Regions from separate parts of the Homo sapiens genome. Here regions 2 and 3 are each linked to region 1. Evidence: chromatin loops called from intact Hi-C (ENCODE). Cell type or tissue: dorsolateral prefrontal cortex. All regions are shown on one strand. Each heading gives the region's core, and the rest is flanking DNA. Links, peaks and the distances in the headings are about the cores only.

Region 1 (7,429 bases), core at 1,452-6,451:
TCAACCTGAGATAAGCTATTCACAACCCCGGGGCCTCAGTTGTGCCTCAGTGCCCACTGTCCAGCCTTTGAGCATGCAGAAGGTGTGTGCTAGCTTCTGCTGTCGTGTGGGCCCTCTGGCCGAAAGATGCCCCAAGACTGCCAAAGCCCCAAATGGAATGGGGCTGTTTGCTCAATATAATGATTGAAAGTATGGGTTTTGGAGTCAGGGAGATTGGGGTTTACCAGCCATGTGCCCTTGGATGTGTTCTTTAACCTCTCTGAACCTTAGTTTCCTTATCTGCAAAATGTAGGCATGGTGGCAGGCACACAGCCTCCCTTCCAACCTCGTCCTATGGTGCCCCCATGGTCTGCAGAGACTGGAAGGCTAAAAACTGGATTTCCCAGACACCTTTGCAGCTGGGACTGTGGATGAGAATTCAGTTTCACCAGTTAGATGCAATCGTGTGAAGTCTGGCTGTACCTGCTAGAGGTGTGTGTGTGTGTGTGTGTGTGTGTGTGTGTGTGTGTGTAACAACATTCTAGTGTTTGCTCAGTTACCGGCTTTGTGGGTGTTGAGAGGGGTTGTGGTGGCAGTGGCTTCCTGATCCTTGGATCGCAGCTATGGTAGTGCACTCTGGAAATCTACATTTCTAGAGGCAGGCTCCCTCACGCCTCACCTTCCTGATGGTGGCAGAGATGGCAGTAGTCTTGGCAGACCAGTTCAGTGGTGTTGTTTTGGGAGTCCAGAGACTGCTCCTCCTGCACCCTTCCAATAATTTTGTCAGCACCTAATTTCCTGTGTTAAATCTCTTCTTGCTTAAAATAGCTGGAGAGGTTCTCTCTTCCCTGCAATTGAACTCCAACTGCTGTCAGGGTAACCCCCATTTGCTCATTGATGGAATGAAATGAGATGGTAAAGCCCTTTATGTATGCTAGGTGTTTTTCTTTTTCTTTTTTCTTTTTGAGGCGGAGTCTCGCTCTGTCGCCCAGGCTGGAGTGCAGTGGCACTATCTCGGCTCACTGCAAGCTCCACCTCCTGGGTTTAGGCCATTCTCCTGCCTCAGCCTCCCGAGTAGCTGGGACTACAAGCGCCCACCACCACGCCCGGCTAATTTTTTGTATTTTTAGTAGAGACTGGGTTTCACTGTACTAGCCAGGATGGTCTCAATCTCCTGACCTCGTGATCTGCCCGCCTCGGCCTCCCAAAGTGCTGGGATTACAGGCGTGAGCCACGGCGCCCGGTCTGCTAGGTGTTTTACAAAAACGGGTCTCTTTTTTCAGAGGTGACTAAATGTGATAGAAACCCTGTGACAAGCCACCCTAATTTGTACAAGCTCTCAGCCAGTTGTTTTACATACAGTTGTTGGGGCAGGAAACAACCTGAAAGAATTCAGATTGAGTGGGTCGCCTGCTTTCAAAGGCTCATCAGGTCCTTGTACTTATTCAGGGGGAGTTCTGCCTCCCTGCCTACCATTAGAGCAATGACTGGCACCACAGGCATGGCACAGGCAGCTGGGAAAGGTGACAGGCTTCCTGGTGTGAGCCCAGAAGGTCAGCTGCCAGAGATCCTCCCCCGTCTGTGACTGTGCTCCACCATGATCGTTACTAGTTCGTGTTGAAGTGCACTGTTTAGGCTGGGCGTGGTAGCTCATGCCTGTAATCCCAGTACTTTGGGAGGCCGAGGTGGGTGGATCACTTGAGGTCAGGAGTTCCAGACCAGCCTGGCCAACATGGTGAAACCCCGTCTCTACTAAAAATACAAAAATTAGCTGGGTGCGATGGCTCACACCTATAATCCCAGCACTTTAGGAGGCAGAGGCAGGCAGATTACTTGAGGCCAAGAGTTCGAGACCAGCCTGGCCAACATGGTGAAACCCTGTCTATACTAAAAATACAAAAATTAGCAGGGGTGGTGTCATGCGCCTGTAGTCCCAGCTACTCAGAAGGCTGAGGCAAGAGAATTGCTTGAACCCGGCAGGCGGAGGTTGCAGGGATTGCGCCACTGTACTCCAGCCTGGGCAACAGAGCGAGACTCCGTCCCCGCCCCCCCCAAAAAAATTTAGCTGGGCGTGGTGGCGTGCACCTCTAATCTCAGCTACTTGGGAGGCTGAGGCAGGAGAATCGCTTAAACTCGGGAAGCGGAAGTTGCAGTGAGCAGAGATGGTGCCACTGCACTCCAGCCTGGGTGACAAAGCAAGACTCTGTCTCAAAAAAAAAAAAAAAAAAGCACGTTGTTTAATTCCTGACTCCTCCCCCAGTTAATCTCCACTTGATATTTACAAAACCTTCCCTTCCCCTCCCATGAAGAACAGGCTGACAAAGGATCTTGCTTTCTGTGGTGAAGAATGTTCTCATGGCCATGGCATTGGCCGCCTGAGTTAAGAGTTTCGAGAGAAAACAACTGAGAGGATGTAAATTGTACAGGGACAGGTTGCTTGGGGAGAAGTTCAAAAGACAAGGCTGGGCTTGGAGGACTGGGCCACCCGTGCAGAAGGGCGCTGGGTGCCGTGAAAGGAGAGGAACAGAACTGGAGAAAGGGTGTGAAAGTAAAGGGGGGATCTTGGAAAGCCCCCCCCACCCTGTTCAGTGGACAGAATGCTTCTCTCCCCTCATAGATCCAACTCCCTCATCTTCCCATCTCACCCTCTTGCTGTCATTCGATTTTCTGCCACAAAATGGGGACCCTCTGTGGAGTGAGGAACCAGGCAGGTGGCCCAGGGGGCCGCCAAGCTGGGTGGAAGCTGGTCTGGGGTTGGCTGCCAGAACAATCCAGGCTCCACTCCAGCCCATCAGGGGGCTTGAGGCTGGGTGGGTGAGATAAACTGTTTCAGTGGTTTTCAGGAGCCCTAATCAATTGCGAGGCAGAGCAAAGCCCTCTGCGGACAGATAAAGCCAGTCCTGCGTCGGTGCCCAGTTGGAGTTTGTGTGGTTTGAACTTTTGTGTGGTTTGGACAAGTTCGCCGGGTTTTGCTGGGGCGGTTTATTCTGTTTCCAAACTGCAGTAGAGGGAGGCAAACGGCCCTTGGACCCTACAAGCCACTCCTGAAATACGATAGGTGGCCTGTCCTCTCTCCCGCATGGTCCCAAAGGCTCAGGGAAGAGAGGCAGGGCAGGTGCGGGCCATACCCCGCCCTCCTGGTTCCCGCCGGTGGCTCCGGGTGTAGACATTTCTAGAAACGCTCCCCTGCCCAAGGCTGGCTAGACCTTCGCGTTGGGGAGCTGAGCTGCTGCAGGTTTGATTGTCTTCCCCTGCTTCCAAACTAGAAAGACGAATGCCCACTTTCGGATTCCATCTTCTGCCGCGGACGCATCCGGGACGCGCAGCCGCCCGGCGCAGAGGAAGCCCGGGACGCTGGGGACACCGCCTGGAGCCTCCGCGCATAGCACCGGGGCGTTTTTTCCTTCCAGCTGGAGGCTTCCCATTTAACCTCTAAGGTGCCAGAAGATCCGGATCCCTCGCGGGCAGGCCTTTGGCTGGCTCCGGGCTAGGCTGGGACCCCAGATCCCAGTGCCGCTGGCGAGCACTCGGCGTGCAGATGTCTGGGGGGCTGTGCGCGGGAGAGGAAGTCTGCCCAACGAGGTGGACGGACACTGGGCCCGCGGGGACCCATCTGACAACGCCCGGTCCCCAGGGAAGCCTGTGCGAGCCTGCGGGGGACCAGGGCAAAATAGAATCAGGAACATGTGTTGTTTGGGAGGGAAGCTGGGGCGCATGGCATGTCTCAATAGTGCTGGCACCCTCCAGGGACCTTCCTGCTTCCACAGAAGGTGGGGACGGGGAGGCGAGCATGGAGAGAGAGAAAGGGAAGTGGGAAGAAATTGGTCACGGAGGAAGCTATTTTTATGCTTTGCTACAGCTGCGTGCGTTTCTCTGACCAACTAGGCAGCGAAAATTAGACCGGCTCCGGCTGAAAACAGGCCCTAAACTTCACGGGGGTTGGGGGTAGTGGGACACGCGCAGGAAAGGGAAGGAGAGGGGGAAATCCCCATGGATCTGGCAAACCCCAGTGTCCCGGAAGCTGTCAATGCGCAGAGAACAAGCTCCCCTGCCCTCCCCGACTCCAGATGCCTCAACCTTCACCTTGGATGTCAGAGGCATCCTTTCCCCTCTGTGTGACATCTTGGGCATGACACAGCCAAGACTGAGGGTTAGTTCATCAGTGTCTTCTGCTTTTAGGCCTCAGAGGACTTATCCTTTTTGGCAGGGGACCAGACCTCCTGGGTGGCCTCCATCACCACTAAGTCACTTGGGCACCTGGAGAAATGGCAAAGGTCCCAAACAGGAAACCAAGATTGGGAAGTGAGGGCCCTAGAATTAGAATCTTTTGGGGTCTATGATTGTCTAGGTCAGCAGTTCCCAAAGTGTGGTCTGAGGATCCCTGTGGTTCCCTGAGCCCTTTTCAGACTGTCCTTTTCTAACTGCAAAGCTCCATTAGGCTGGATTTTCTTCAACCAAAACAATGTATCACAACGCATTGGATGCCCAAGCCCCTATGAGGAAGCAGCTGTTTTCAATTAAGCCAGATATTAAAGAGGTTTGCAAAAATGTAAAAACGATGCCACTTTTCTCCCTAAACTTTTTTGTTTGTTTTGGAAAATACGGTTATTTTTTAATAAAATTGTGCTATCGATGTTACCATGTATTTTATCCATTGCTGTGTAACAAGTTACCCCCAAAACTTAGTGGCTGAAAACAACAGACATTTATTATCTCACACAGTTTCTGTGGGTCAGGAATCTGGGAGCAGCTTAGCTGGGTGGTTCTGGCTCAGGGTCTCTTAGGAGACTAATCAGGGTGTGTTCCAGGGGTAGGAGCATCTCAAAGCTCAGCCGGGGAAAGATCCACCTCCAGACTCACTCATGTGGCTGCTGGCAGGCCTGGGTTTCTTGCCACGAGGCCCTCTCCACAGGGCTGCCTCGTGACAAGGCAGCTGGCTCCTCCTAGAGAGAGAAAAGAGGGCACCCAAGACAGAAGGCACAGTCTTTTTGTAATCCAATTTTGGAAGCCACATCCCTATAGGACAATAGATCTATTAGGAGTGAGTCTGTAAGTCCAGCTAGCGTTCAAGGGGAGGGAATTACTCAAGGGTGTGGGTGACAGAAGGTGGGAATTACTGGGCACCATCTTAGAGGCTGCCCACCACACATGTAATATATTCATAATTGTTATTTTTAGATCAATTAATATATAAATATTAAAAATGTTCCTTTTTTCATTTTTAATGTGGGAAATACTGACAAGACCAATATAACCAAAAGCATTTTGGAGTCCTCAATAATAAATAAAAAAGTCAAGGAGTCCCAAGACCTAAAGGTTTGAGAACTGCTGGTCTAGGTTTGTGGTATTTACAGGAGAAGTACCTTGGTACTATGTGGGGGCCAATCCATCCACCCACCCATCCACCCATCCACCCATCCACCCATCCGTTCATCCATCCATCCATCCCTCCATCCTTGCATCCATCTCAGCTATCCACCCATACATGCAATCAAAATATTCCAACTACTGGGCTAGGGCTGGTGCTTTAACAGTAAATAAGACCGCCAGTGATTGTCCTATGGAGCTATAACATGTTAACAGATGACACAATTAACAAATAAATAAGATAAATTTTAAAACAGTAACTTCAAGTTGTGATAAGTTGGGCCCCCAAAGCCTAGACCCTAGAGAAGCAGGTACTCTTGAATTGACACCATTTTGGGGGGCATCATAATAGGTGGCCCACACTGGGGGTGAGGTGGGCCCAGACTGCACGGTCCAGGGAGAAGGGAGTATGTCCCAGCTGTGGCCAGATAAGTGTAAAGCCCTAGTGAGCCAGAATAATCTGGTATCTCCCAGGTTCTTCATGCCTAGTTAATTTTTGGCCCCCCACCCACAATGAGTTTTTCATAAAAGTCCAGCTTCCTTTAAGTCTCTGGGCCCCCCACCCACAATGAGTTTTTCATAAAAGTCCAGCTTCCTTTAAGTCTCTAGTCTTCCTTTAAGCCTGGGGGGAAATCATCCAGGTTTGTCCTGGAAGCCAGGGTACTGGTGACTGTGAGACTTAGGGTGAGAGGCTCTCAAATGGAAGATGCAACCCATATGGGCAGAATAACTGGGACTACAGGTGCATTCCACCATGCCTGGATAATTAAAATAATTTTTTTTTTTTGTAGAGACCCAAGGTGGTCTCAAACTCCTGAGCTCAAGTGATCCTCCCATCTCGGCCTCCCAAAGTATTGGGATTACAGGCATGAACCACTGCTCTCCACCTGATAGCATTTTGATAGGAGGAGTAAGGGATAGTCTGGGGCAGAGACAGGCAGCGATCCCAGGCTGGAGACACAAGGAGGCCAGGCTGTGGGACAGGAGAAGCAGGGGTGGGTGGCTGGGATGGGAATAGAGCATAAATGACAAGTAGTGGCTGAGCGCAGTGGCTCAAACCTGTAATCCCAGCACTTTGGGAGGCCAAGGCGGGTGGATCACTTGAGGTCAGGAGTTCAAGACCAGCCTGGCCAACATGGTGTACTAAAAATACAAAAATTAGCCAGGTGTGGTGGTGCACGCCCACACCTGTGATCCCAGCTACTTGGGAGGCTGAGGCAGGAGACTTGCTTGAATTCAGGAGGTGGAGGCTGCAGTGAGCCGAGATCACCCCATTGCACTCCAGCTTGGGCGACAGAGCGAAACTCTGTCTCAAGGAGAAAAAAAAAAAAGACAAATAGTGACCTTTCCTACTTCAAACCCTTGCCTAGGCCAGCCCTGCTCTGAGCATCAGCTGAAAGACTTTGAGCATTTTTAAAGAGGAAATGTGCCCCCTCCCGCTCCCCTCAACTCGTGGTTTCACAGTGTAAATTGTGCTTCAGAAGGCAGGGCTCACCCCCTCAGGGGACACAGCAGCTTTAATCTGTTACACCTGCTTTTAGTGACCAGGTCCCAGGGCACAGCAGGCTCCAGAAAGACCAGGCCAGGCCTCTTTGGAATGACAGGGGGCAGAGGTGCTTTTTTCTAGGGTGGGTGGGTCTTTGCGGACCAGGCACAATTCTGCTTCCAGAGCAGTCTTCACCATAATGGTCCATTGGTGGCTTCAGCCTCAGGTTTGAAGGTGGGCTACATCACAGCAAAATGCTAAAACCTGGTGAATATTTGTATGCAAGTTCAAGCCCTATTTGGCTCTTGACCCCTTTTAAGAGAGAACGGGGTGTTGCCATTGGTTTCAGGTCTCATCTGTGGATTAAATTTGTGAGCTAATAATAACCAGTTCAACTGCCCCTGATATCAGTGGTTCTCGAAGCATGGTCCTGGCCCAGCAGCATCACTGGGAAGCTTGTTAGAAACACAGATGTTGGGGGCTCACACCAGACTGGCTGAGTCATACTCTTTGGAGATGGGCTGAGGCCCGGGGATCTGTGTTTTAAGAAGCCCTCCAGGTGATTCTGACGCCCATTCAAGTTTGAGAATCACTGTT
Region 2 (7,429 bases), core at 1,325-6,324, 210 kb after region 1:
TTAGAGTTAGCCAATTCCTAAATAGAGGAAGCAGCTCCTGCCTCTCACACTCCAAGCCACTATCCTAATAGTGGCCGCTATCCTAACAGCGTACTCCTAGCCCTAATTACCCCAGGGCCAGCCACTAGACAGCCTGGGACAGCCCCTACACCCCAGAGCCCACTGAAATTATTCAAACTAGCCAATCATAAACTTGCTCATGCTGCCTGGCCCATTCCTTGCCGCAGAAACCACAACAAAGGTACGTGCCCACCATTTCCTCCTCGACCTCTGCTTCCTGATCAAACTGAGCACTTCCTCGTGGTCTCCCCTCCCCAACCCATGGAGTGGCATGCCCCCTCCTGTTGGGATCTGTGAGTATAGCAAACTGCCTTTTCAATGGCAATGGTCTCCATTTTAATGGCAATGGTCATCCATAATGGCTGGCCTCACCATACTTGAATAACAGTAAAGCATATAGGTTAAAACAGGATGGAGCATTGGCAAGGGAAAAACATTGTCTTTTTCTCCGGAAGGTTCCAGAATGCTTTTGTTTGTGAACCCTTTCTGGGCAAATGTAAGTGCGAAACATGATGTGTGACTTAGGTCAGACTGAAGAAGGAACTTCCTGCTAGTCAGCAAGGCCACCTGCACTACCCAGTTCCTGGGGCATCCTTAAAATGGTGTCATCAGCAATACCAACCCTAGTGAGCTGATTTCCCACAGAGCAGAGGCAGGGACTGAGGCCATGCAGCCAGGCTCCTGCTGGCTTAAGGCTTTAAGGAATCTGCCACTCATCAGAGCATAGCCCCACCCCTTGCTGAAGGAGGCTATGAGGTTCCCTACAGGGCCCACGGTCCCTACAGACCGCTGACATCATCCTCACCTGAGAAGGGAGGAGGGATGGGATTACTGCCCTCTCTGCTGCCCTGGGGCTCTGGGCCCGATGACGTGGGGCATCCTGGCGGAGGCTGGCTTGTGTTCACAGCCGCCTGCCGGGAGCTGGAGCCTGTCAGCTCGAGCGGCAGCGAGGGAAGACGTTTCTGACACAAAACCCCAGGGGAATGCATGGAGGAGCTGGCTGTCATTACTTATTAACAATGGGCCTGATCCCCAGCCAGGCAGGCCCAGGGAAATAGCCTGTGGGGAGGCCGGCCTACCCCCAGCGAGGTGGATTAACACTTTCAGGGCAGGAGGGAGCCGTCTGAGGGGGTCAATTGTCACATTTTTGCATGTAAGCGGGCGGGGGGGGCGGGCAGAGGGGGGCTCTCTTTATGTTTTCGAGGCAGGAACACTCTTTTCCTTATCTTCCCCTCCCCTCTGTGTCCACATTTTTCTGTTCTCCTGCCTTGGCAGGTTTTGAGCAGGCACACTCACAGGATGTAGGAGACTGCTCAGAGGGGACAGACAGTAAGATTCCACAATGCACACAATCTGAAACCCAGGTCTAATGAGTGCCCTCACAGAGGGCCTACAGGGGCAGGAAGAGGGAGAAGGCAGCCAGGGCGGAGGTCAAGGAAAGGTCTGCAAATGAGCTGGTCATTAAAGCCGGTTCTTGCCTCTTCATCTCCCCTCGGGGGGTGCCCGGCTCTAGTACCAGCCTGCTCTGTCCAGCCTGGCGACCACAAGTGGACAGAGTGACCCACCTGTGCTGTTGCAGGTCAAGTTTCCTGGGGAAGGAGATGCTGAGACTGAGAGTAGCAGGCAGGACCTTTGCTAGGGAGCGCTGTTAGGATCAGCACCTGGGGAAGGGAGTGGGGACTAGACTATAATGCAAGCCCGACAGTCGCCTCAGCTGGCCTCACGGAGGGCTCTGTGTTTGGCGGAGGGCTCTGTATATGGCAGATGCGCCTGACAGCAATAACTGAAGAATGACCCTGAGAATGACCATGTGGTCTAAGAAGAGTGTGTATTCCAAGTCCCAAGCTAAGTAATCCCGGAGTGGCTAACCTGGAGATTCACTCCATATCTATGAAGGACATCTGAACCCCCAGCCCATCCCTTGGAATGCAGGCCATACAGGGGATCAAGGCCCTTTGTTTGGGGTTGGATGGAGGTTGCTAGATGGAGGGTGCTAGGTGGCAAGTACTAAGTGAAAATGCCATATAAACGGCATGCTTATTACAAATTGTAGCAATTGTCCTGTCCAGCCCGCCATCACTGGACTATCCCCGTGTGGAAGTCCCCCCGGTAAACCCTATGTCTTGTTCTCTATCTCTGGGTCTCTTCTTCGGCCTCTTGGATGCAGTGCCATCATTACAGGAGTCAATAAGGGTCCGGCACAACACTCTGGAGCTGGGTGGAGCCTTCAGATTTGGGGTGGAAGGCCAGCCTCTATAGCCTCCCATTGATCAGCTCCTGGACATGGGCTTCCCTAGAAGGCTGGCATAACCCTTGGCAGGGCAGTTTCTTCCGCCTTGGGGAGGGGCTGGCTGCAGGCAGTGCTCTCAGCAGAAGAAAGTAAGTTCTTCCTTCCTGAAGGGGGAGCACAGCAGACCCCACCCCCACCCTGCCCCGCACCTGCCTCCTGGAGGACCATGAATGAGGGTCTCCAAATCACAACAGAGGTGTTCCTCTCCTAGAGTGGCCCTGGCCTCTCTGAGCAGGGAGCAGGAGTCCTGCCTCCCTGTAGAGGCCAGCCTGGCCTCCTTTCCTGTTGCATCTCCTCCCAGCCCTCTTCCCACCCCTTCTCCACTGAAATTATTCAAATTAGCCAATTCTAAGCCTGCTCATCCTGTCTCACCTATTCCTCCCCACGGAAACCATAGTAAAGGCAAGTGCCCACCATTTCCTCCTCTCCCTCTGCTTCCTGGCCAAACTGGGTACTTTCCCATGTGCCCCACCCCCACCCCCATTCCAGCTCTTGCAGGCACAGAGTAGGAAAATCTGGCATGCTCCATGGTTTGTACTTGTATGAATGGCACCCTGGGCTTGATTCCTGCATGGTCCTGCGTACATCCAAATGCTGATTTGGTGGACTTTGCACCCCTCAGTCAGACTAGAAGGTTAGAGAATCCCACTGCTCGCCTCGGGCAAACTTTCCTGCAAGGCGCTGTTGGAGCATTTCAAAGGACAGAGAGCTGAACTTCACTGAACTTAACAGAACAAGTTGTATGACTGCTTTGCACAGCTTGCTCAGAAGACTGATGAGCAAGACTTCCTTGAAAGTGACCTGGTGGCCCAGTGTAGGAAGGGTACTTACCCCCCTCACCCATCTCTAATTACTGGAGGCTACAGAAGTTTCCCAAAAAGAGCCTAATAGTTTTGCATGACCAAATTGGCTTAGGTCAATTTGCAGCAGCCTAAAACCCCACCCCAGATCCTCTATAAAACCTTAATCAGCTGTGAATCTCTACCTCCCCACACCAATAACCACTGTATGCCTCGGTGTTTTCTCATGGGTATAGCAGGAATCTAATACTTGGTCCTCTGTCGTAAGAAGCTGTAAGGACTGTAAGTATTGTTTTCTTAAACGCTTCCAAAACAAGTTGGGTTCGCAAATTGGAGACTGACATCTTGGTGGGAGGAGGAAGATTTAAAAAAAAAAAAACAGCTGCCAGAAGTGTCCACAGATTTTCTTGTCCATGTCACAGCAAGGAAGCATTTATTAAGGGCTAGTGGGCATGGGCAGTGGGACGGGCATGGCACTTGAGCGAACTGCACTGGCATGGTCCCTAGTGTATCTGTGTTTACAGCTCAGGCTGGACGACACCACGTGAAGCCAGATTAGGGGCAGCCACCAACCACACACATCCTGCACGAAATCAGATAATCAATGCAAAACACGTCGACAAGGAGGTAAGATTAGATACATACATCTGATGGCTCAAAATGCTGATTGCCTACAGAAAACCAGGGCTGTGGATTATATTCTAAACTTGAGTTAAATCTTCTCTCCATACAGCCTGGCCCTGAAGGGTGGAGTCAAGGTCAATGGTGAAATGGATGGTTCTCAGGCAGCAGTAACATGCTCACCTGTGTGAGATAAACCCAGTGCTCAAGACCTTAGAGCACAGCATTAGTTTTGAGTGTCTGTGGGCCCTTTTAGTTGACAAAGCATTTTCACTGTCATTACCCAGTTAGACCATTACAGCTGATTCCAAGTGTGAGAGATGCAGGGTGGATAGCTACATCTCTTTGGGCTTACCGATAGCTACCCCCTGTTGCTTGCTGATAAGTGCCCAGTTTGTTGTTGTTCTTGTTGTTGTTGTTGTTTGAGACAGAGTCTCGCTCTGTTGCCCAGGCTGGAGTGCAGTGGCATGATGTCGGCTCACTGCAGCCTCCATCTCCTGGGTTCAAGCGATTCTCCTGCCTCAGCCTACTGAGTAGTTGGGACCACAGGCGTTCATGGAAGGTGGGCTCAATCCCAGGAGATGACTCAATTACCCTAGGCCAATCATCATGCAAAAACCAATTTTTTGATGATTTAGTATAGGGACGTCCCTGAACTGATCAATAAAACCTAGGATGATCCTGGTGGGTAATTTCTCAGAAATATTTTTCTCCCTGAAAAAGAGCAATGCTAAGGAGACTGCTGCCACTGTCACCCATCCACCTTCTTCCAGCCTTTGAATGCCATCGTAAGGATATTAGATGTAGGAGCAGCAGCAGCCATTTTTTGATTGTGAGGGGATGACAAAACAAAAATGTAGAAAGAGCTTGGGTCTTTCATGACCTCTTTTGCCACTCAATGTAAGACCACCTGCCTCTAGATTTTTTTTCTTTTTCTTTTTTTTTTTTTTAAGAGACAGGGTCTTACTCTGTCACCCAGGCTGGAGTGCAGTGGCCCAATCATAGCTCACTGCAGCCTTGAACTCCTGGGCTCAAGCAAACCTCTCACCTCAGCCTCTTGAGTAGCTGGGACCATAGGCATGTGCCACCACACCCGGCTAACTTTTATTTTTTAATTTTTTTTAGATACGGGGTCTCACTCTGTTGACCAGGCTGATCTCAAACTCCTGGTCTCAAGCGATCCTCCTGCCTCAGCCCCACAAAGTGCTGGGATTACAGGCACAAGCCACCATGCCTGGCTTTGGACTTCTTGTTATATAAGACGTTAATATACTGTCATTGTTTAAAAAAATTTTTTTTTGTTAGATACTCTGCTGAGAGTGTCCTAATGGGTATAATCCTGATTTAATAGTTGAAAAAGCTAAGGTTCAGAAGGTTCAGAGAAGTTGAGTCATAGAGTTAGTAGCAGAGAGGGGCTGCTACTAACTCTCTCCTCTGCCTCTGAACTCTACAGTCTTAGGGGATCCCTGGGGCCTCCTCAGGGTTGGGGGAGGGGTGCCAGTGGTTGAGCTCTGTGTTCCTGCCTCCCTTTCCCCACCCAAATCAGAGCAGTGGGGGCTTTTATCTGATTTACCTTACTGTCTTCTCACTAACATTCTGTTTGAAACAAAGGACTACAAGGTTTAAAAATATTTTAAGCCACAGTCTTACCACTTGCCCTTTAATCACCAACAGCGGCTCTATGCCCCACCACAGGGGAAAAAATTGCAAAGAAAATGTCTTTTTTAAGAGGAAACAGAGAGTGAGTAGTATTTTTATTTCCTAGGTTAAAGCCCAGAGATCCTAACAAACTGCTCACTCATGTGCGCACACATGCAACCTACAAACACATACACAAATGCACTTTTGAAGCATATACATTCAGACACACCACTCACTTTATTTTTCATCCTATTAGGCTCTCTCAGGTTATAAAGCACAGAGACACAATGAGGTTAGCACAGGTGCCGGGGTCTATAGAAGCCCCTGGAGGGCCAAGCATGAGCAAGAGCTCCTGCCTTGCTTCTGGAAATGGCAGCAGCCACAGCCAGACTTGTCATCTGGTCTTGTCCTCAGCTGCTCCAGACTCCAGAGCCACCTCCATTCTTGAGAACCAGCTTCTTTTGGCTTCTACTGCTCCCTCTCAAGGTGTCCAGAATTAGACACTTTCCCCCAGAGTGGATCTCATCAAGTGCGCTCCTCACCACACCGTGCAGATGCACCAGCCTTGCTGGGGCTCCTCAGAGTTCTCAAGCCAGGACACCTCATGCCCAGGGTGCAGATACCCGATCCAATCAAAGGTAACAGGGTAATCAGGTAACAGAGTTAAATGACATATAACACAGGTGGCAACTTATGCAAAAGGAACCTGTCTCCTCAAAATGGAATGATGAGCATTGCAAGTGCTTACCATTTAATCAGCCCCATTGCAGCTGCCTGAGAGCAAGTGGGGACTGCCCTCCTTTCCTCCCTCTCTGCAGTGCTTTCCTCCCTCTCCCTTCTTTTCTCCCCTCCTTCCTTTGCTCTTTTATTCAATGAACATTTCTTTGATGCCTGCTGTTCCAGTTATCTATTGCTGCATGATAAATGATCCCTAAATTTAGTAACTTCAAAGGAAAACCATTTTATTACATCTCACAACTTTGCGGGGTGTCAGAATTCAGGCAGGGCTCGGCTGGGCGGTTCTTTTGTTCCTTATATGGTATCTGCTGAGAACACTCAGCAGTATTTGCTAGCAGCCTGGTTGGTCTAGAGGGTCCAAGATGGGCTGTGTCTAGTGCCTCGGCCAGAAAGGTTAAAAGGCTGGGCTCGCTGGGCCACTCTCCCATATCATATGATCTCAGGGCCTCTCCATGTGATGTCTCTAGTAGGTGAGTCAGACATCTTATGTGGCAGTTCTAAGAGTGAGTGTTCCAAGAAACAGGAAGCGTAAGCTGCCAGGGTCTTAAGGCCTGGGCACCAAAATTGGCACAGCATCACTTCTGCCATATTCTGTTTGTCAAAGAAGTCACAGAACCCACCCAGATTTAAAGGAAGAGATCTAGACTTCCAGGAGTGTGAAAGCATTGGTGGCCATCTTTAATCCGCCACATCTCCTTTCTGCTGGGAATTGGGAGAAATGCTGTGGAATTAAAAATAAAATAACATGAACACTGCCATTTTGTTCCCTTTTTATTTCTGCTGGGTTCAGTCCATATCTGGGGGTAAACTTTCCCTAAGCTACAGGAAAAACTTTGACATTGCAATGAGTGTGTGTGTGTGTGTGTTGGCCAAGTGGGTCAGAGGGTGGTTGGGGGTGGAGTAGGAGATAGAAACTGATCAGGGCAGAGTTGCTCTCAAGAGATAATATTGGGTGGGGGTTAAGATCCAGGAGAAAAGAAACTGCAGCGTACAAGACTGGGGCCAGGCTAGGTAGGTGGAGGCAGAGAGGAAAGCTCTGTTGGCAGTTGTCAGGGGAGGGAATTACCTTGAGGATGCCTTAGTCTGGGTTCCCCCTACAAGCAGACCCTAAAACAAAGATTTGAGAGCAGGTAGTTTGTTGGGGAGGTGATCCCGGGAGGCATGATGAGGGGCTGGGGAAGTGAGACAGGGAAGGGAGAGAAACCAATCAAGGGTGTGCTAAGGAACAGGTAGGCAACAGGGCTCAATCCTGCTAGGGCCCCCTGTGTGGAACATGCCC
Region 3 (7,429 bases), core at 1,312-6,311, 250 kb before region 1:
CATCTCTGTGTCTCCCTGCAGCGCTGCGAGCTGTGAATCTGCCTTCTCTTCCCTTCCTGCAAAGGTCAAGCTGCCTCCTTCTCTCGCAGGGCCGCAGTTCAGTTCTGGCCTGCAGAGCTTCTACACTGCAACTTGAATATGGGAATGGGGTGGGCATCGTGCAAGGGAGCAGTCACACTCAAGCCAGGAGGCAGGGACAAAAGGGTGTGCGATTCAGGGAGGGAAACACTGAGGACAACCCTCAGAAAGCAGTGCAGGATTTGCAGCTAAAGACTCAAAAGAGGGAGAGAAAACGAGGAAAAGGCTGTTACTAGGTCGTGAGTCCTGAAGTGTAGGCCTTTCTCCTCCCACCCCGTGGGTTGCCCTAGGGGAAGGCCAGAAGAGGCCTCAGGTGTCTGCACTGTGTCCTGTGCAGTTCCTAGGGCCATGCACTTCCGGTGAGGCTGCACTTTACTCCAAGCAGGAGTCAGAAGCATGGAATTCAGTGGCCGCAGGAGCTCAAGTCGGCTGCAGCCCTTTCAAAGAGGGACCCCGAAGAGGCCTTTCTGCCACCCCAGCCCCAGAGAGGCTATGAGGCTCTACAAGCAGCAGAGAGAATGATACGGAGAAAAATGAGAGGAAACGCTATTAAACTTGCTTCCTCTAAAGAGCGCTACCCACCGTTTTCTCTGAACTGTACCTAAAAAGTCAGGAGAGAACTCGTTAACTTTTGTTTGGTTTAACATTGCCAGCTTCAAGTCAACCGTAGGCCCCCCGAAGGTTTTGTAAAATATTTAATCTAGCTCAGACAATTTCCTGCAGTCCCTAACCAGACCACCCCACTTACTGAGCCGCTGCCAAAAAGGATGCTTGACTGCAGACTGGCAACCAGAGGCCTTCCAGTCGCCTGGCTGGCCTTGACCTCCACTCGAGGCGCCAGGAAAGACCCTTCCCGGAATCCCGAGAGACCAAGACCTGGGTAATCCTGGAGGTCTAAACCCGTGAGGAAGCCCAAGAAATGGAGTTAAAGACCCTTTTCGCACAACCGATTGTTGTCTGTGTGACCTTCTGCGGCCCTTGCCCTCTCTGAACCCTCTAAAATGGGCATGAGGATGTCTCACCTTCCTCTGGGTGTTATGCATTTTGAAGCGTGGGCACTATGGGAGAGGCTGACGCTCTGTGTTCCCCAGCGCCCTCCACTCCCACCCCTTCACTGTTTTCTTCGACATTATCTCCCTAGAGAACACAGCAAGCAGGAGCGGGATCCTTCGACTCGGCTGACTCTCAACTCCTTCCAAACGTGAGGCTGACGGGGAGAACTCCTGCTCTGCCCAGTTTCCATTCCCGCCTCCAGAATAACGAGCCGAAAACATGTGTACTGTAAATAAAGCCTGTCTAAATAAAGCACTCGGGTAAAGGCTACCGAGAAAACACTCCGCATCGCTCTGTGCTCAGAGCGTGAGTCAGCTTCCCAGCCCCGGGGGAACAATGGGGACCTTGCCAAGGGTCCCCTTCTGTCGACCCCTGACGGCCCCCAGGCCCGTTTGGGTGGCGGGAGTGCCGGCACCCTGGGACCTTCGGGCCCGAGGTTCGGGAGGGCTAAGGGCGCTCCAGGCGACCAGGGTTGGGGTCCAGCCCCAGGATTAGCGCGGCCAGGAATCCCTCTGCCCGCAGCTGCCGCGGAGGGGTTGAGGGTTAAACAGACACCGGGCAGAGGAGCGAGCCTGCCGGCTGCGGCCGGCGCGGCGCGGCGCGGGGAGAGGACGGGAGGGAAGAGGGCGCACGCTACCTAGCCTCCCGACGAGAAGACGTCTCCTCCCCACGTCAGGCCGGGCTCTCGCCCACTCGGCTGGCCGCCTCTGCTCCCTGGCCTCTCAAGTCTCAGCGGAAAGAAACGTAGCGGCTGCCAAAAGCACCCCACTCCTTTTATTGTCCCCATAAGCCTATACACGTACACTAGCCACCCCCCCAACACACACACACAACACGCACACGTGTGCGGGAGACTCGAGGATGCCCTGCCTCCATCGCTCACAGAGTGAGTACCAAGGCCGAGCGAAACGGCACCCCTTTGGTGGAAGACACAGTGTTGGGACCAGTGGTGGCCTCCGCGCTACGTCTTCTATCGCAACCTCTGGGTTTCCTTTGCAGAACTGCATACCCCAGAGCAGAGGCCATGTGGAGACCTGCGGCTTGGTCCCGACTGGTGCAGTGGCCTCTGCTCTGGTGTGGGCTGGCGGTTTCCCCGCGCCCGGTGACCTTAAGGGGGTTTCCGGAGTCGCGCAGCCAGCCCTTCCTCCCAGCTTCTCCGGCCAAGGCCGCTCTCGGCCGCCCAGCCTGGTCGGGCTCGGCTAGTCGGCTCCTCGCCCCGGGCAGGAGTGCGGTTGGTGAAAGCACTCGGGGCCTCACCCACGCTCTGTGCACACGCGCCCCGCCGGGGCGGGAGCCGGAGCCGCGCTCCAACAGCCCGAAATTGCCAAATGGTCGCTGGGCAGGGTTGGGGATAGACTTTGGGAACCGGGTTTGAGCTGGAGAAGACGAGGAAAACGAGTGAAACGGGAGAGGCGGGGTGGGGTGACGGCTCATAAATCATCCAGCCCCACCCTCGGGCCTCAGTGCAGAGGCGCCCTAGCCCCACGAGGAAGAGGAGGTTCACCCAGCCACTCCTGGCCGACCTCTGAGCTCTCCGGGAGCCAGCGCCCCACCCTAGGCTCAGGCCGCGCTAGGACCAGCTCCCGGCCCAGATCGTAAACCACCCGCCGGAATCGGCGGAAAGCCGCCCTTGGACACAGCGCGCATCCGCCCAAGGGGAAGTTTATTTATAGCTTGTAAACGTAAAGGAAACCAGACCGCGCTACCTCGCCGCGCTCCGGCTGCTTCGCTCCCCACCTGCCCACCAGGAGGGCGCGACGGGTGGAGGGAGGTGGGGTTTGGTTCTGTGCCCCCCCTCCCCCGCTCCCGCTCCGCTGCCAGGGGAGAACAGGGTCCTAAGAGGCTGGCAAGCCTTACATTCCTCTCGGGACGCCTATCCAGTGCCATGAAAGCCGGAGGGGGCGGAGGACAGGGCCCGGGCACCGGAGTGGTTAGGGTGGGGGTGGCCGAGCTGGCCCACTTGGCACGGAAGGGCAGGCAGGCCAGGCGACGCGGCGCGAGATTCCACAGCTCCCGCTCCGGACCGGGGGAAATCCTGGAGTGCCAGAGAGCCCGGGGAGGGGGCGCTCCGGGAGCCTCTCCTTGAAAGGCGGGATGCTTTCCCCGTTCCTCCCGCGCACGTGTCCTCAGCAGAGCAGGCAAGCGCTGCGCGCCTGGGGCTGCGATCCTCGGGTGACAGCGACTGAGAGCGCGCCCTCTCCACCCCCACCCCCGCCGTCGCCGCCTCTCCTGGGGAGCTCCAGTCTCCAGGGTGCGCTCGGGGCAGGCCCCAAGAGCCAGAGAAACGGAAAAGTGCCGGGGAGGCGATTAGGAAGAGAAGACATTAAAAAGCCCAGCCCTGAAAGACAGGCAGCCGAGCTGAAAAAGACGCCTGCGAACCCCCACCCCGCCGCCCCTCGCCTACTGCGCCCAGACGGCCCCTCCTTGTCCCGGCTGAGCGCACCCACCCCCGGCCTCGGCCGGGGCGAATTCGTGTGTGTGTGTGTGTGTGTGTGTGTGTGTGTGTGTGTGTGCGCGCGCGCGCGCGCGCTCGAGTGCCGGGAGGGCAGTTGCGAAACGGGCTCTTGGCTGCAGCGCGGCATAATGGAGGTGGCTGGAACAATGCGCGCTTTGTGCGCGCGGGGAGTTGTTTTCCACCCGCCTCGCCCCCCTTGCTCGGGCCGTATGGCACTTTAATCTCCGCCACGACTCGGCACAAATGCACTTGTGTCCTGCGGGTCACTGGGGGCCGTGCGGCTGGAGCCGCCCCCACCCCGACCCCCGCGGAACCCACCGCCGGCTGCCCCATCTTCCTTCCTGAGCACCCCCCACCACCACCTCAATTCCCGGCGTGGGCCGGTGAGCTGGCGTGGAAGCTTCCGGGCCCGCCGGCCACTTTTATTTTCCGTGAAGACGGCCCCTCCCCCGCTCCACGAGCGCGCGCGCGCACACACACACACACACACACACACACGCCGCCCGCAGGCCCCACACTCACCGCCCTCTCTCGCCTAGCCTCTCCTCGGCCCGCCTCCGCCCCCGCCCCCGCCCCCGCCCCGCGCTCCGGACTCCTGCGAACAATAGTAAATGTCAACAGATTCCGCGCGGCGAGTGTCTGACTCGGCCGAGATAAGGGTGCGCGGTTGGCCCCGCGCTCCTCGTCGCCGCGGGGGGAGCCCACCCTGACCCCGGCTGGAAGGAACCGGCTGTGACTAAACCCGTGCCGGGAGAGGGGGGCGGGAGGGCAGGGCACCAGTCCCAGCTCGGTGGGGCAGCCTCGCCAGGAGACCAGGCCCTGCCCCGCCCCCACCCCACTTAACCCGTTGCCGATGGGGGAACCTATGGGCACCGTAAAAGCCGCGGGGTCGACGTGGCGGTCGGGCCTGCTTTTGGCCCACAGCTGCAATCTCCAGAGGATATCGGCAAAACGCTGATCCACGTGAGGACTCGCAGTTTTCGACCTACTGGGAGCCAGCACCTGAAGCAAAGGATTCGAGTCCTGATGTCCGGAGACTCATTAAAATATTTTCCTAAGCGCGCACACACTCGCAGGTCCTCCTCCTTGGTCGTCGGTAACCCACCACCCAACCGAATTAAAATTCGCAAATTGATTCCCACGCGTTGGTATTAATGGGTTGTTCCTCTTAAATTGTTGCCAACTTTGCTAATGGATTATTATTTAAATGATTTCTTTTTCATAAAGTACGTGTTGTTTTATAGATGCGTATTTACTTAAAGAAATCAACTGCATGTATTAACATATTAAAGAGAGAATAAAGCATCGGGGCCGGTGTAATGTACTGTTCAGCCTTACTTTGGGTGCTCTCGAAGATAGGAAAATCTTATTTGTTTAATAATAAGTCACTCATGAATATGCAAATGGCATCGGTGCAGTACCTCACTTCTGTCACTATTAATGAGTTGCAAATTAATGTGACAACAAAAGGAAAATCTATTTAGTGGAGGAACTCAGGTTCCTACCTGGGGAGATCACAAGCAAGCCTGGAACTTGAGTCTCCAGGCAGGAGAGGACTGGGGATGGACACGTACCTCCTCACGTAGTGTTTTCCTGGAGCCTCCACTATTGTTTGGTTTCAGGGACCTGCTTTGTCAGGAACCCCTTAAAATTCCTGCTCCAGACCAGAGGAAGAAAGGCTGCTCCAGGGTAATTAGGGCCAAGTGTGATTAATGGAAATCAACCCACAGTTTGAAGTAAAGCAGTTGGCCAAGCAGATTTTGGGGGGTCTCCTCCCCCGAGCTTAAAGATTCCCCAAAGCCTTTTTGACCTCTGTTGCTTTGGACAGGGTTGAGGACGTAAATAGCGAATTAGCCCTCACAGGCCTGATCACAGGTATTAAGACAGCACCCTATGCACTTGAATTTTACGAGGTGACTTTGCTGATGGGAGATTTAAGAGCAGATCAGCTCATTTTCCTGCCGACCTACTTCCCAGAGGTTACAGACTGAAGTCTGGTTGTCTTCCATTTGAGCCTTCATTCTTTTCTGGCCTACACACCAGAGCCTATTTTTATTTCATCGATGATGCTGAAGAGAGTGTTTCTAATTCAGTTAAGTTTGGAAACATCGCTGAGAAAAAATAAATGTTGAGCTGTCCAGAACTGTGAACGAATAGTTCAGGTGCCTGGATAGCATTTCAAAGAAGCTGTTTGACTAGGGAACCTTCTGGAAAGATGCACGTATTCGATATCTAACCTGGTTAATGGTTACATGGTTTTATACATATGTAAAAATTCATCAGGCTGAGCATTTAAGATCTGTGCACTTCACTATGTCTAATCTATGACTATGTAAAGCCACCCCAAAGCTTAGTGGTCTAAAACAACAATAATTTATTTTGCTCAAAAATCTGCAATCTGGGCAGGGCTTGGCAGGACAACTCACCTGTGCTCCATGCTGTCAGCTGGGGCAGCTCAACTGGAACTCCACTTTCAAGATAGCTCACACACATTGTTGTTGCTGGCTGTGGTTCTCCACGTGGGCCTCTCCACAGGGTGGCTTGGGCTTCCTTACAGCATGGTGGCTGTGTACCAAGCATCCCAAGAGAGAGGAAATGAAAGCTGTCAGTTACTTAAGGCCTGAGCCTGGAAGCAGATTTTTGGGGGGATTTCCCCCACCCAGCTTAGGTATTCCCCAAAGTTTTTTTGGCCTCTGTTGCTTTGGACAGGGTTTTGGACTATAAATCCGGAATTAGTCCTAACATGCCTGATCACATGCACTAAGACAACACCCTATGCACCCTATGCACCCTATGGCAGTACCATATCTGCCAAGTTCTTCTTTTCTTCCTTTCTTTTTTTTTTTTTTTTTTTGAGGCAGAGTCTCGCTTTGTTGCCCAGGCTGGAGTGCAGTGGCGCAATCCGGGCTCACTGCAACCTCTACTTCCCAGGTTCAAATGATTCTCCTGTCTCAGCCTCCTGCATAACTGGGATTATAGGTGCACGTCACCATGCCTGGCTAATTTTTATATTTTTAGTAGAGATGGGGTTTCACCACATTGGCCAGGCTGGTCTCAAACTCCCGACCTCAGGTGATCCGCCTGCCTCAGCTCCCAAAGTGCTCAGATTACAGGCGTAAGCCGCCTTGCTTGGTTTTTTTGTTTGGTTTTTTGTTTTTTTGTGTTTTGTTTTTTTTTGCCAATCTCACTCTGTCACTCAGGCTGGAGTGCAGTGGCAAAATGGTGGCTCACTTACAGCCTCAACCTCCCAGGCTCAAGCAATCCTCCCACCTCAGGCTCCTGCGTAGCTAGGACTATAGGCGTGTGTGACTGCGCCCAGCTATTTTTTAAAATTTTTTTTGTAGCGATAGAGTCTCAGTATGTTGCCCAGGCTGGTCTTGAACTCCTGGCCTCAAGTGATCCTCCTGCTTTGGTCTCCCAAAGTGCTGGGATCAGGCATGAGCCACTGTACCCAGCCTACATCTGCCATATTCTATTGCACAAGTAGTCACAGAGCCCAAACTCAAGGAGGAGAGGACATAGAACCCTCCCTCCCGCTTCTCAATATAAAGTGTATCAGAGATTTGGGGGGGGGGGCTATTGTTTTTAAAACTACTATATATCTCATTTTAAAAGAAAATAGAATATGTGACATCAGCCGGGCATGGTGCTCACACCTGTAATCTCAGCATTTTGGGAGGTTGAGGCAGGCGGATCCCTTGAGACCAGGAGTTAGAGACCAGCCCGGGCCACATCTCGAAAACCCATCTCTACAAAAAAAAACAAACAAAAAATTAGCCGGGCATGGTGGTGCCTGCATATACTCCCAGCTTCTCAGGAGCTGAGGTGGGAGGATCCTTTGAG

What was found. Hi-C counts contacts between places; a loop is a spot of excess contacts. Peaks named below come from ENCODE experiments on the same cell type or tissue, not always from the same donor. Only the 100,000 strongest peaks of a DNase experiment are listed, where the experiment ranks them.
Region 2: a loop joins it to region 1, with 4 times the contacts of the local background. A loop is called at or near these places in 10 of 110 quality-filtered maps.
Region 3: it touches region 1 in a loop (6-fold over the local background); 18 of 110 quality-filtered maps call a loop at or near these places.

The regions. Positions count from the first base shown.
Region 1 is chrX:40,263,858-40,271,286 of GRCh38, forward strand. The region is part of intron 1 of LINC03099 (long intergenic non-protein coding RNA 3099); the gene reads left to right. Among named protein-coding and RNA genes, the nearest start is that of LINC03099, 4.7 kb to the left of the region's middle. RefSeq lists enhancers at 3,974-4,073, 4,104-4,153. In dorsolateral prefrontal cortex, for the core only: a CTCF peak has its summit at 3,336; a DNase peak (open chromatin) is centred at 3,354; H3K4me3 peaks cover 1,247 bases; H3K27ac peaks cover 1,340 bases; H3K27me3 peaks cover 5,000 bases.
Region 2 is chrX:40,473,433-40,480,861 of GRCh38, forward strand. No RefSeq gene overlaps it. Among named protein-coding and RNA genes, the nearest start is that of ATP6AP2, 100 kb to the right of the region's middle. In dorsolateral prefrontal cortex, for the core only: no CTCF peak of the experiment used is centred there; no DNase peak of the experiment used is centred there; H3K27me3 peaks cover 5,000 bases.
Region 3 is chrX:40,010,783-40,018,211 of GRCh38, forward strand. LINC03053 (long intergenic non-protein coding RNA 3053) reads left to right here. Exons shown (of 2, transcript XR_007068218.1): 2 at 1-1,412. Among named protein-coding and RNA genes, the nearest start is that of LINC03053, 5.2 kb to the left of the region's middle. RefSeq lists enhancers at 1,259-1,982, 3,720-4,219 and silencers at 1,714-1,763, 2,974-3,063. In dorsolateral prefrontal cortex, for the core only: no CTCF peak of the experiment used is centred there; DNase peaks (open chromatin) are centred at 2,736, 3,129, 3,719 and 4,279; H3K4me3 peaks cover 3,439 bases; H3K27ac peaks cover 3,655 bases; H3K27me3 peaks cover 5,000 bases.